Regions from separate parts of the Homo sapiens genome. Here region 2 is linked to region 1. The links are chromatin contacts, found by Hi-C or POLR2A ChIA-PET in ENCODE. All regions are on one chromosome and are shown on one strand. Each heading gives the region's core, a stretch centred on a gene start or an enhancer-like site at or near the end of the contact. The rest is flanking DNA. Distances are from core to core; before and after follow the strand shown. Region 1 overlaps RAB27A (RAB27A, member RAS oncogene family). Region 2 overlaps RAB27A (RAB27A, member RAS oncogene family).

Region 1 (7,305 bases), core at 1,905-4,404:
ACCCCATCTCTACAAAAATTAGCCAGGTATGGTGGTGCGTGCTTGTAGCCCCAGCTACTTGGGAGGCTGAGGGATGAGAATCACTTGAATGCAGGAGGCAGAGGTTGCAGTGAGATGAGATTGTGCCATTGCACACCAGCCTGGGCAACGGAGCGAGACTCTGTCTTAAAGAAAAAGAACCCAATAGAAAAATAGGAGAAAGATACAAATGTGCATTTTAATAAGAGGAAACTAGATGGCCAAGAAACTAATAAAAGATGCTCACACTCATTAGCACTCAGAGAAATGTGAATTTAGATCACAATGTGTTACCATTTTGAGAAGTCTGACAACAAGCACCAAATGTTGGTGAAGATATGAAGTTGGGAGTGTAAAACAACTATATTGGACAGCAATTTGACATTATCTTGTATTACTGAACATGTGTGCATAGGTATAGCCCAGGAATTTCACGCTTTGACGCCTACCCTAGAGGAGGTGACTCCCCCTGGTGTGCACTGAATTGGTTCAGATGTGTTGAGATGTTGAACCCTTTGTCCCTCAGGGTGGCTGGACAGGGCCTGGCCTTTCTGGGGCCCTAAAACCTATTGCCTTTGATCAAGAGCATATGCCCTGGTAGGTCATACAAATATCATGAACAAGGTTGGAAAGCAATTTTCTAGAGAAACTCTTGCTGGTGTGCATTAGGAGACAGGCACATACATATAGCAGTGTTAAGTGAGACCAAAAACAGGATAGACCTGGTATAGGTAGTGAATTCTTCTTCTAGGAAAACACAGAGACATTAAGTAATTAGATAAGGGTAATAAGAGAAGGGTTCTAACCTCTTATTTCTTAGTGTCAGTGGTTTCAAGGAGAGTGAGAGGTGCAGAGAAGGAGCTGGAGGAAAGTGATACTACAACTCCTCCTCACTGTGTGTTTCCTTTTTTTTTTTTTTTTTTTTGAGACTGAGTCTCGCTGTATCGCCCAGGCTGGAGTGCAGTGGTGCGATCTCAGCTCACTGCAACCTGCGCCTCCCAGGTTCAAGCAATTCTCGTGCCTCAGCCTGGAGTGCAGTGGCATGATCTCAGCTCACTGTAACCTTTGCCTCCCAGGTTCAAGCAATTCTCATGCCTTAGCCTCCTGAGTAGCCGGGATTATAGGTGCCCACCTGCACGCCTGGCTAATTTTTGTATTTTTAGTAGAGACAGGGTTTTACCACGTTGGCCAGGCTGGTCTCGATCTCTTGACCTCAGGTGATCCGCCAGCTTTGGCCTGCCAAAGTGCTGGGATTACAGGCGTGAGCCACCATGCCCAGCCAGTGTGTGTTTTCATTGAGATACATTCAGATGGGTGGTGGATGATGATGGGCAAGGCCTAAGTTTGGAATCTGAGGAGGTGCCTATTGCAGGCTCCTAAGAGGAGTGAATGCTGTGCAGGACATCTAGCTGTCTTCCCTGACATTTCCTTTTTACTCACTGCCAGATAAAGAACTTTACAACAGGGAGATAGTATCTGGAAACTGAGTTTAATCAGAGCAGCAGGGACTGCCCATCATGTCCTGTGTAATTGAGTTTGGCTGAGAGCACCCTGCTGTTATCCTTGGTCTTGTTCATCCTGAACTAACAGCATGTTCCCTCTTCTGTGGCTTGTACAGTCATGGCCCTCTTTTTGGAGCTTTCACTGTTGGCTACTCTGCCTCTGTCTCAAGGGCAGAGGTAAATGTGGGCCACAGGGACTGGGGATGATTTTCAAGCATTTCTTGGTCATGTGGCTTTGATGATCTCTCATGCTGAACCTGCCCCGATCCAATCTCATCATCCTTCCCTTCCAAAAATCTGATACCACCCACAAACACCTTATGCCCATTCCAACTCTTTCCCTTCCCCACTTCAAATGTCCTGCTTCTGTTGGCAACATTATTTTGGCCTCCTGGCCCCCTAGGCTTTATTCTTTGGTGTTCTCTTTGCTGTGTCCTTTTCCACCTGATGTGGAACTCTGTTCTATTATTTTAAAATTAGTGTATCTTGGATCCCCTTCTTCCCATTCCCATGCGGCTGCCCTCATCTAGGCTCTCATCTTCAAGGAGTGAGAGGTGATAGAAGGGACAACTGTCACCATGACCCCACTTAAATTTCTCATGACTAAGCTTTGAACTTTGAACCTGGAATCATACAGCATAGAATGTCTGTGTTGGAAAGAGACCATTGTGGTCAAACCTCTTATTTCATATTTGATAAAACAAGGCCTGCAGAGGGATGGTGACCTATCCTGGGTCTAAACAGATGGTGGCAGAGGAACCCCATATACCAATGGATTAGTCGTCCTGCTCTCCTCAATTTGTCACATTACCTCATAAGCATTCCTTTGAGTTTACAGCCAGTTTTGTACTTAGAGGATTATATCTGAGGCACATTTGTATCCTTTGAAATGATTAGCAAGCCTCCTCAATACTTGTTAAATTGAAGTCAAAACATGCCCTTGCATGAAACATGCTGTGTATCCTATTCTTCACTATCTAGCTAAATCTTGCCTGGCTTTGAAGAAGGTGCTCAGCTCAGGTCCTGGCTCTTGCTTTGAGTCACGGTCAGATTGCTCCCTCTTTCTTTCTTTTTTTGAGACAGGGTCTCACTCTGTCACCCAGGCTGGAGTGTGGTGACATAGTCATGGCTCACTGCAGCCTTGAACTCTTGGGCTCAAGTGATCCTCCCACCTCAGCCTTCTGAGTAGCCGGGACTACTGGCACAGGCCACCTCACCTTGCTAATTAAAAAAATTTTTGTACAACAGCATCTCATTATGTTGCCCAGGTTGGTTTTGATCTCTTGGGCTCAAGTGATCCTCCTACCTCAGTCTCTTGAATAGGTGGGATTACAGGTATGAGCCTCCATGCCCGACAGATTGCTCCCCTTTTCTGACCTCCCAGCCTCTACTTGACTTGTAAAACAACGATCTTACATGTACCCAGTAGTTTACAGTTTATAAAATGCATTTCACATAATGTACCCTTTAATCCTTCCAATAATCTTGCTAGATAAATATTCCCATATTGAGGAAACAGTGTGGGGAAGCTGTCTGGCTCACCACAGGACACATAGCTAGGAAGGAAGTAGCAGAGTTCAGGTCTTTTGACTTGAAGCCCCTTTCACTTTTGATTTCTTGTGCTGGCTGGTGCACATGGTGTACCAGACGTTTTTCTCCCTGATAATATTGTCTTATCCGTCCTTTTTCGTAAATGAGTACATCATTCCACCTCACCCTAATTACCAACTTCTTGAAGGGAGCAGTTGGATCCTGTGTTTCTTTCATGCCATTCGTAGTTGCTAGCACCGTACTGGAAAGGTAGTAATTGCTTACCAAATACTGTTGAATTGGATGTAAATATGGTTTAATTATCAAAAAAGCACAGCTATCAGTGGAGTCCCCAAACACTTTTTGAGTCACTTCTAAATAAAATTGGCAGGGAATGGAGGGAACCAGCGGAAGGAAAAGGCTATTAGAGAAAGCAGATGATAGACACAATTAGCATTTGAGTGACAGCTGGCCAGTTGTCTGTCCAGTGGTGAGGGGTAGTGGAGAAGCAATACACAAAATGAGACTCTTCAGGAAATATGCAACTGTACCAAAGAGATGAAACACACCCATGAGGTGGGAATGGAGTACTTAAAAGTGGCAGATGACCTGTACAAGTTAGCCAAAGCATTCATTCATATTAATAAACATTGATTAAAGGAATACCCCGAGGAGGATGGATTTATGAGAACAGGCTTCCAGGGTGAGAGTGGAAGGGATAGAGTTGCAGTTTGGTTTCAGTTTGTGATCATTCTGTTAATTACTGGAACCAGGAGAAAAGAGACATAAGTAGGTGAGGATGTTGCCGTTGAAACAACTTTCTCTTCCCTTTCTTATACTATGTGCAGTCAATAGGACCTCAGCCCTGAGCCCTGGCAGTCAGAAGTGAAGGAAAGACAAATAATTGCTCATGTCATCTGTGCATAGAGGTGTGTAGTGATGAGCAACTTGCTGGATTTTCTGGTACTGCCTCCTTTAACGTATTTTTGTGCATTTTCTTCATAAATCAAAGAGATGCTTTAAAAGTTCTAATACTTGGACAACTAAATTGTGTTTCCAACTCTGCCTTTTCCCAAAAGGGTCACAAAAATCCATAGACATAAGCCGCAGATTTTGGTTTGGAAAGTCATGCTGCATTTTATCTTTATGTTTGGGCTGCTCCCGAGTTCATAAATATTTTGTGCCTGAAAGAAATGTAAAACCCCTTCCACTGTAATATATGTGAAAAATGTCCAATTTCTTAATAGTAGAAGCCAAACATTTTCTTTTGTGAGTTTCTGTCTCCTACAGAGAACATAAGATGGAGGGCTTTTAGATTAGAAGTAATAGAATTTTAATATCTGTTCCTTCCTGTCTCAGAATTTTTCACAGTTTATAAGTATATTATAAGAGCTAAAGGAATGTATATCTAAAATGCTTACAAGCATCAGAAATTAATGGAAATTATTTCAAATTAATTAAAAATTATAATTTTTATACAAAATAATTTTATCATGTTGTATGCTGTAGATTCTAAAAGAAAAATAAAAAACTTTTATTTCTTAGACATTCATATGTGGTTTTAAAGTGATATATCTAGGAAAATAGATTAGTACCATTGAGGCCTATTGTTAGATGTGTTGGTTTATTTTTAATGCTTGATGGCTATATAGCAATTATATTTTTTATGTGATAAGCAAGTATGTATAGGAAAGTAATAACTTAAAAGGAATGTCATTATAATATTTCTTTCTTTAAAAAATAGGAAGGTATTTCTCGAGGTCAAAACTCAACTTACAAACCTTGCAGCCAAATTTGTTGGTATATAAAGTCTAACTTTATACTTTAAAATGTGGACATACTAAAATGTGATTGTAGAATTATGAGATTGATTTTCATGTGTGACTTCTGAAACCTTTTTTACTACTTTACAGTTATCTCTCATGCAGAATCTCATTTCAACCTCATTTAAAAAATTAAGTGTACTGTTACTTGTTTTTGTGATTTCCCCTGAACACTCAAACATAGTTTCTGAAGACTTACTTATTACTTATCAATTATCCATGTTATAAACACGTGGATACTTACATCTTCATGGTTTATGCTGCTCTTGTCTACAATTTCCTTTATCCTCTTGCGTTGTTCTCTTGCTGATTCATAGTCTCTTTGCTAACACAAAGTCTTTATTTCTGTGTTAGTAAATCTGTATTGAGGTTTATTCCCCGACTCTTTTTTTTTTTTAAACAAGGCTCTTGTTCTTTCTGAGTCACCCTCTTGCCTGCTTATTTTAGCCCTTATGTTCTTAACCTCTAGGCTTCAAATATCTTTCTCAGAGGCATGTTAAGAAAATAGGAGCTTTGTTTCCATAGATGGCCTTATCCTGGGCTTAGCTGAGGACAGAGACAAGGTATGGCCTTGGGGGACTAAGTTCTAACCTGGATGCTTGGCTTTCCATCTGCCTAGGTAGGAAAACGAAACTTAGTGAAGGAACCTAGTTGGAATACTTAGGGAGCCTTTCTTTTTTTTTTTCCTTTGAGACGGAGTCTCGCTCTGTCACCCAGGCTGGAGTGCGGTGGCACGATCTTGGCTCACTGCAACCTCTGCCTCCCTGGTTCAAGCGATTCTCCTGCCTTAGCCTCTGGGGTAGCTGGAATTATAGGCACCCGCCACCGTGCCCGGCTAATTTTTGTATTTTTAGTAGAGATGGGTTTCACCATGTTGGCCAGGCTGGTCTCGAATACCTGACCTCAGGTGATCTGTCAGCCTTGGCTTTCCAAAGTGCTGGGATTATAGGCATGAGCCACCACGCCTGGCCATTAGGGAGCCTTTCTTTCTTTTTTTTTTTTTCAGAGACAGAGTCTTGCTCTGTCACCCAGGCTGGAGTGCAGTGGCACGATCTTGGCTCACTGCAACCTCCGCCTCCTGGGTTCAAGTGATTCTACTGCCTCAGCCTCCTGAGTAGCTGGGATTACAGGCACATGCCACCATGCCCAACTAATTTTTGTAATTTTAGTAGGGCTGGGGTTTCACCATGTTGGCCAGCTGGTCTCGATCTCTTGACCTCGTGATCCACCCGCCTTGGCCTCCCAAAGTGCTGGGATTACAGGTGTGAGCCACCGCGCCCGGCCAGGGAGCCTTTCAAACTGGTTGGCAGAGTAGAGGAAAGCAAGTTGATTGAATAAATTGCTGTAACTTAGAAGGTTAGAACATTTCTCTGGCTTTTGATAAAGCAACAACTACTATGGGTCTTTTTTTTTGTATATAGATAGATAGATACGTATATCTGTATCTATCTGTCTGTCTGTCTGTCTATCAATCAATAGCTTTTGGGGTTTTTGGCTGCATGGATGAATTATTATTTTATTCTGTACGTTTTTTTGAGATGGAATCTCACTCTGTCGCCCAGGCTGGAGTACAGTAGTGCGATCTTGGCTCACTGCAGCTTCCGCCTCCCAGGTTCAAGCCATTCTCGTGCCTCAGCCTTCAGAGTAGCTAGGATTACAGGCACGTGTCCCCACGCCTAGCTAATTTTTGTATTTTTTAGTAGAGATGGGGTTTCCCCATGTTGGCCAGGCTGTTGAACTCCTGGCCTCAAGTGATCCACCTGCCTTGGCCTGCCAAAGTGCTGGGATTACAAGTGTGAGCCACTGTATCCAGCCACTTGGATGAATAATATAGTGGTAAATTCCGAGATTTTAGTGCACCCATCACCTGAATAGTGTACATTGTACCCAATATGTAGTTTTTATATCCCTCACCACCCTCCCCCGGTCTTTTCTAGCTACTGTTGCTGTGGGCTCTAATGAACTGTGTTGTCTGCCCAGATGTCCTCTTGAATTCTTGGAATGCTGACCTCCAAGACTCCCAGATCCATAAACTACTCTTCCCCTTTGTTGACCTGCTCCTTAGTCTCTTGGTGTTTGACCTTGGTATGACTTTGAACACCTGTCTGAAAACTCCCTTTGTACTTAATCCCTGTGGGTTGGAGTTGATTTTGTGCTGCCTTGACATGAAGCCAGGTAGGGAGTGCTAGGGGTTTCTCTGTCCCCTCTACCTCATGCCGCTTTCTCCTTCCCTGGAACTTTGTAATGGTTTCAAGCAAGGGTACTTTCATGTAAAACACTCCTCATGACACAGACATTAGCTGAGCCTAATACTAGAAATTTCTTCTGAATTCATAGAAAGAAAATGAAGTTAGTAGAGAAAATCTGAACTTTTACTTTGATCAGTATTTTAAAAAATTTTTGTACCTCTTTATTCCCTTCTGTGCTATAAT
Region 2 (7,305 bases), core at 3,142-5,641, 35 kb after region 1:
AAAAATGAGACAAAAAGAAGAAATCACCAATAATCACACTTCCTAGACTACCCAAAATAAATACTGTTAACCATAATTACTGGTGATACTTACATGCTCTTCTAAATGCTTTAATATATTAACTTAGTAGTTCTCAAATGTGAATGTGCATCTCAGTCACCTGGAGGACTTTTTAAAACACAGATTTCTAGCCCCATTTCCAGCATTCCTGATTCAGTAGAGCTGGAGTGGGACCTGAGACTTGCATGTCAACAAATTCTTAGGTTATGCTAAGGCTGGTGGCTCACAGTCTTTACCTGCAGAATCACTGGATTAATTCATTTTAATCCTTACCTTGACTGTATAAAGTAAGTAGTATCATTATCACCATTTACAGATGGGGAAATTGAGGCAGTCAAATAACTTCATCAGGGTCACACAGCTAGTAAATGGCAGAGCCAGGATTCATCCCTAGGTACACTGGATCCTGAGTCTGTGCTCATAGCATGACACTGGGCATGGACCTATAACACCTTATAAGGCATTAACAGAGCACAGAGCCACTCTGGAGACCAGAAAGATAATGAGGTAACCATGAAGCAAGTCTTGAAGGAAGGTTGTGGTTAAGTATTCAGTGATGTGGGAACAGCATGTGTAACAACCTGGAGGAAAGAAAGGGCATGGCTTTTCATGAAATGGTACACAGTTTAGTCTGTCCTCTGTAGGTCTTATTACCCCAGTTGCCCCATGAGGGCAAAGAACTGTTGTGAAATTCCATGCAGAGTATCAGGCCTGTGCTAATGCTCAGTAAACACCTGCCTACTTGACTTTCTCATGATAAGATATGATGAACACTACTTCATAATGAGGAACTAAAATGTCCACACTTTTCTGGTTAACCATGATGAAAAAATAAATTAGGCCATAAACTCTGAAGTATGTCTTACTGTGAACGTTTAGGCCTTAATTTTATTCTGGGGTGTGATGGGTAAGAAATGAGGTGTTATTTTCCTACTTTGAAAGATTAAACTATTTAGCTTAGTGAAGCTCTTTGGTTTGAGTCAATTGCTTTTTATAATTGTGCCTATTTGCAGGTTTTCAGGTGAAATAAAAGCTGCGGAATAAGAATTATAGTCCTCTGCTTCCACTTGGCTCTGGTGACAGAATCACTTACTGTTTATTCTGGGTCTTTTCTTCTCATTGAAGCCTGTATCTTGTTTGTTTTAAATGAGTTGATTCTGCCCTAGGATAATAGAAAAATGTGAAAAACATTTTGGATAGAAATAGATTAGTTTGGAGAAAAACAATTCTTTTAGAAATGTCATTGCTATGGAGAAAAAAACACATAAAAACAGTTTTAAGATTAGCAGTAAACCCTAGGAACTCCTGCAACTTTCTTTTCAAATAGCCTTCATAAAAAAGAAAGGTGTTTTGTATGTGTGTGTGTGCATATGTGTGCGTGTGCACATGTGGGCCCTCACACTTGAGAGGTAGCACATTCTCCTATAAACTCTCCGATATCAATAAACTGGGGTATGTGCTTAAGAATGGTTTTATATTTCTGCCCCAACTATTCAGCTTTACAGATAAGATTACTGATGCTTTGAAAGCATTATGTCAATTCCCAATATCTATATATACATTATAGTCTTCAAAGCACTTTTGCATGTATTGTTCACTGATCATACACTTACATTATTATTTACATATATAATAAACTTTCTTATATTAATAGGCCAGCTACAGATGCATGCATATTGTGAAAACCCAGATATAGTGCTGTGTGGAAACAAGAGTGATCTGGAGGACCAGAGAGTAGTGAAAGAGGAGGAAGCCATAGCACTCGCAGAGAAATATGGGTGAGTATTTTTGTGGAGAAGTCTAGAGAAAACATTTTCAATATAAACATTAGCAGGTGAATGGTAATGAAAAAGATAAAAGTGGACAATTAAAGCAAAACCTCAGCCATAGGCCTTGGGGCATGTTGAATGTGTCCTTTTTATATGATATGATAGTAGGATCCATTGACAATGCATGTGGCAAGGGCCTCCTTCAGTGCTTTGGTCCCATTTTCTCAAACTCTTGGCATTTGCAGAGAGACAACTTTGAGTTGTCTCAGAGGCGCCTTAAGTATGTAAGGCCTTCTTTCCAAGATGCAAATAGGAGACTCCTGGGGTAAAGAAATCCTCCATGTTGAGCGAGGAAATTTCTTTTTTCATTTCTTTTCTTTTTTTTTTTTGAGACAGAGTCTCACACTGTCACCCAGGCTGGAGTGCAGTGGCACAATCTCGGCTCACTGCAACCTCCACCTCCCGGGTTCAAGCGATTCTCCTACCTCAGCCTCCCAAGTAGCTGGGACTACAGGAGTCCACCATCATGCCCGGCTAATTTTTGTATTTTTAGTAGAGATGGGGTTTCTGGTACCATATTGGCCAGGCTGGTCTCCAACTCCTGACCTTGTGACCCACCCGCCTCAGCCTCCCAAAGTGCTGGGATTACAGGTATGAGCCACCACACCCAGCCTCAGCAAGGAAATTTCAAAGCCACTTCATGTACTATTGTAGAGAATGCTAGCATATAAGAAGGGCTTATTGGTTATTGCAGATTAGGTGCTGGTTTTGAAATTTCTATTCTGGGAGAGGAGTGTGAGATCTCCTTTGGCTTAGTCTATGGTCTTGTGGTGGAGGGTCAGCAAAATACTGTCGTTCTCCTTGAGTTCTGGGAATAGGATCATAGCAGCAGCAGCAGCAGCAGCAGCATGAACTGGACATGAAAGAAGTGGTCAGCTGCTGCTTATTAAAGTATTAAAGTGTTAAGGGTGCCTCTAAAAGGAATTTTTACTTTACTTTCTTTCTGCCTCTCACACAATGAGAACCCATATGTAAATTCAAACCCTTAATAGCATTAAAAGAGGAAGGAAGCAAGTGGGTTGAGAAGGGAGGGGAGGGAAATAGAGATGGTGTAGATGGTGTAGGGGATGTTACCTAGTTTGTGGCTTTGGTGGTTAGCAGAATCCAAGAAGGCCAAGAGAAAACCTTTCCCTTTTTATTGTGTGATCACTGCTTTATTCTTTCTTTGGTTGATGGAGGTTCAGAAAGCTGGTAGGGTTTATAGTGGGAAGGGAGGGGGAGGATAGGTTGGCCAGGTAGGAAGAAGCCAGACTCTGGAGGGGTTTGAATACCAGGTAAGGAGATTAGATTTGATCCCTGGAGGACAGGGAGTTGCTGAAAGCCTTTGAGCATGGAGGGATGTTATGTTTACATTTCCAGATCAGTCTATAGGCTATAGGTGGGGAGGGAGGAAAGACTAGAGATTGATAGATTGCAGTGGTCTGTGAGGTGGGCAGAGGCTAGCTTTGTGAAAAAGGAAAAGGAAGAATAAATCAGGAAAAACACATAGAGTAGGGCAGGATTTTAGGTTTTTCTCAAGGCTAGCTCAGCTGAAGGATTCCCATCCACTATAGGCTTACTCTGGCAAGGATTTGCAATTGCATGTAGAGGTTTTTACCCTAGGGCAGATGGTGTTTAACCATGTTAGAAACATCCAGAGAACTTTTAACACATTCTCATGTCTGGGCTTCACCTCTGACCATCAGACATAATTGGTTTGGAGGAGTTTCTCAGGCAGGGTTCACTTGAAGAAGCATACCTATACATGAAGGGATCTGTTACAGGAATTTGAGCATATGCAATTGTGGGAGCTGGGTAAGTAGTCTCTGTAAGGTGTTGTCTTTGTGTCTGATGCTGAAGCCTGAAGGACAGGACAGTCAGACAGGAAGGGGAGAAGGATGTGAAATGGGGGATGGATGGAAAAAGTGAGAACCAGCTGGTGCCCATAATGAGGGACTAAAACCCATGTCACTTCCTGTTGCCTCTGACCTGGCTGGTGTGGGTGTCCTGCAGAAACTGGGGCCCTTTGTCACAGGGCTAACAACATCACCTGGCCCAGGTGCAGGTCTAGTTGCAGGTTTATGACAATAAGATGAGCCAGCAGATAAGCGACAATATATGAGGGCTATGAAATGGAGGTTGCTTCACTTCCTACCCCCAAAATTGCCCCCAAATCTCTTTTGTGGCCCACCCTAACCAGAAAGGGCATTCTGGGAAATGTTGTTTAGCCTAGCCAAGCTGACTCATTACAAAGCCTGGGCATTGGTATCTTTTAAAATCTCCCCACGTGATCTTCATGTGCAATGGTTGAGAACCAGTGACTTAGGTGATTCTGAGGGGGAGGCTGACAGAGTCTTACCGGCCAGTCTGAAATGTCCCCCTGCTCCCCTGAGAGGCACTCATGTAACGTAGTGGAAAAGAAACAGGGAGAGAACGATTACCACAGAGAATGCTGTAGTGTTGAAGCTGTGAGGTATGTTGCAATGGGTAAGGAGGAAGTAAGTGATGAAGCAATGGAAACCATGGATCCTAGAGCATTCTTTTGAGAGTATGTCAGTAAATGCAAAGAAAAAAAAGAAAAAGGCAGTTAGAGGAGTTAGCTAGATCAAACAAGCACATTCAAGTATATTCTCAAGTACTGGGGGAGGGTCAGGCTTGACTTCTTGCCCCTGTGGGCTTTTTCAGCCCTTTGCTTGTTTCCTGTGCCCTCGGTCTTAGGATTCCACAGCCTGTCTGGTTTCACAGAGCCTAACCCTGCCTTCTGTCATATGGGGTATCTGAGGGGTGTGGGGGACTGTCTTTGACCTGTGCCCAGGTCACGATGGTTATGGAGTATTTCATAGAGAGGAGCTCAATCTATAGTTTTTGAATTGGGTTAAAATGAGAAAAGAGGATTTAGCAGATAATGATTGAAACCCTTGAAGAAAGGAAAGGGCTAGAAACAGAGTCCCTTAGGATACAGAAAGCATACCATGTAGTTTGGTAGGCTGTTTGGCACTTTTAGAGGAAAATATGATGGAAAAATTTGGTTCACATGCATTTCACAAATATGGCATATAACTTTAATGATTATTTTCACAGATGTTTTGTTTCATTCTTAGAACATTTACACTGGTTACACATGCACTAAAGGACTATATTGTTTAGTTTATCCATGTGCTAACAGTCAGAAAACAGGATAAAGTTTATGGCATATCTTCATATAATTTGTATGTTGTTTGATAAATTTACATTTTTTGTTACTATTATGCTGTCTTCTATTCTCAATTCATAAAAACAGATCACTGGGGCCAGGTGTGGTGGCTCATACCTGCAATGCCAGCACTTTGGGAGGCCAAGGCAGGTGGATCACCGGAGGTCAGGAGTTCTAGACCAGCCTGGCCAACATGGTGAAACCCCATCTCTACTAAAAATACAAAAAATTAGCCAGGTGTGGTGGCGGGCACCTGTAATTCCAGCTACTTGGGAGGCTGAGGCAGGAGAATCGCTTGAACCCTGGTAAGGCAGAGGTTGCAGTGAGCCAAGATCGCACCATTGCACTCCAGCCTGGGCAACAAGAGCAAAACTCTGTCTCAAAACAAAACAAACAAACAAACAAAAACAAACAAACAAACAAAAAAACCCCAGATCATTGGTTTACAATTGGTTCTCTGGAATAGACATATCAAAGAATCAAACACCATGTCTCAGAAGAACTTTGTAAGCCTAATAAAGAACACTACAGTGCGAAAATGGAATGTTAATCTGTGTGTGCTGGGACAAGTAAATTTGAGAATGAGGACTTCATACAACAGACAAAAATGTAAAGGGCAAATTGTATGCATGATAATGAATATCAGAAAAAAAATTTGTAGTGGCCTAAGAGTCTACCGCTAATTTTCCATGTTTTTTTTTTTGTTGTTGTTTGTTTGTTTTTGCTGTGAAACTTGGTTAAATTGTAATATGAAGCTCTTAGGTCACTTCCTAACAAATCAAAGTGATCTCTGTGGTAAACCAATTGAATTTTCCTGGAACAAATGCAACATAATGGTTTCCAATGTATTATATTGAGTGATATTGTCAATGAAGTTGGAGAAGAGAACAAAACAGAAAGTTGTTCAAATTTGCACTCCTGCCAGCCAAGTGATTACAGTTCACATGGTTACTGAAACACTTTAAAAAGATAGCTACGAAGTCAGTGACAAGTAGAAGAGAAAGCTGAATGAAATATTGGCAACATTCCTCTTTTGGAAGACACTATTAGATCTCAAGCTTCAGTGTGCATCAGAATCAATCACCTGAACACTGGGTCCCGCAGTTTCTGATTCAGTAGGTCTGGGTTGGAGCCCACAAATGTATACTGATGATCAGTTTCTAGATGTTGCTGCTGCTGGTTCAAGACAACACTTTGAGTTCCTATCAAAGACGCATGCTAGCAAACATTTTGCTTGACAGGTGAGCATGCTAGCAGATATTTTCTTTGGACAAAGTCATTCTTGTACAGGATATGAACCAATTGTCTACTTGTGCCATGCATGAGTGAGTGAAATATGCTCAATGACTTCTCATTGGAAAATCCATGCTAAAGAGAGGAAGATTTTTTTTCTCACCCAGTTAATTACATCACCTATGATATAGGCTGGGAAGGGACCTTGGCATTGGTAGTGAGGGAGCACCAACCACAAGTGAGCAGACAAGGGCTTCACTCTGTGACTAAATATGGTTGCGTTGAAATGTCTGTCCATACTTTATTCACAGAGGATAGTTGGTGGTCATAATAAGCCTTTGTTCTTGATTCAGAGTTGAGGAAAATAGAGAAAAATGTGAATATGATCTAAAGCTGGGCATGGTGGCTCATGCCTGTAATCCCAGCACTTTGGGAGGTTGAGGTGGGTGGATCACCTGAGCTCAGGAGTTCGAGACCAGCCTGGCCAACATGGTGAAACCCCGTCTCTACAAAAATATAAAAATTACCTGGGTATGATGGTGGGTGCCTGTAATCCCAGCTACTTGGGAGGCTGAGGCAGGAGAATTGCTTGAACCCAGGAGGCAGAGGTTGCAGTGAGCCAAGATCACACCATTGCACTCCAGCCTGAGCAAAAGAGCGAGGCTCTGCCTCTAAAAAAAAAAAAAAAAAGAATGTGAACTAAGAATGACAACTGAATGTACATATTTTGTGTACTGTGCAAAGAAATGGGCAGCAAATTTAAGATGATGTTCTCCCTGCTGAAGGCTGCTGGTTATTGCTGAGGAAGATGCTCAAGAGTTCTGGAATGAAAGAGGAATTAAAAATATTTATTTACAACATTAATAATATCAGTATGGATCATTTCAGGGATTTCAAGTAGCTTAATTCAACAGCATGCTCACTGTTTTCTCTAGTTTGAACTAGATGAAATGCGGTACAAATAGCTTGATCTCTAATAGTTTAGTCTTTTAAAACTTGATTACATCTTTT

Evidence for each region. A loop is a pair of places that touch in the nucleus more often than their neighbours do. ChIA-PET counts read pairs that join two places held with the same protein, here RNA polymerase II (POLR2A). Pooled maps may share reads with other maps.
Region 2: a loop to region 1 is called in a map of B cell, with 2.2 times the contacts of the local background. The contact joins two enhancer-like sites. A Hi-C loop is called at or near these places in 13 of 168 maps with a recorded cell type or tissue (B cell, CD4-positive, alpha-beta memory T cell, CD8-positive, alpha-beta T cell and 8 more), 25 of 37 single-sample maps with no recorded cell type and 17 of 50 pooled maps. POLR2A ChIA-PET finds 5 or more read pairs at or near these places in 28 of 52 experiments (AG04449, AG04450, B cell and 21 more).

Annotation. Positions count from the first base shown.
Region 1 is chr15:55,251,705-55,259,009 of GRCh38, reverse strand. The region is part of intron 2 of RAB27A (RAB27A, member RAS oncogene family); the gene reads left to right. Among named protein-coding and RNA genes, the nearest start is that of RAB27A, 34 kb to the left of the region's middle. Within about 2 kb of position 3,154, at least 5 of the 41 ENCODE cell types and tissues checked have a DNase peak (open chromatin) inside an H3K27ac peak, as active enhancers do; they include B cell, CD8-positive, alpha-beta T cell and natural killer cell, where a contact is called at or near this core.
Region 2 is chr15:55,218,422-55,225,726 of GRCh38, reverse strand. It overlaps RAB27A (RAB27A, member RAS oncogene family), which reads left to right. Exons shown (of 7, transcript NM_183235.3): 6 at 1,715-1,838. Among named protein-coding and RNA genes, the nearest start is that of RSL24D1, 25 kb to the right of the region's middle. RefSeq lists an enhancer at 2,578-2,647. Within about 2 kb of position 4,391, at least 11 of the 41 ENCODE cell types and tissues checked have a DNase peak (open chromatin) inside an H3K27ac peak, as active enhancers do; they include B cell, CD8-positive, alpha-beta T cell and natural killer cell, where a contact is called at or near this core.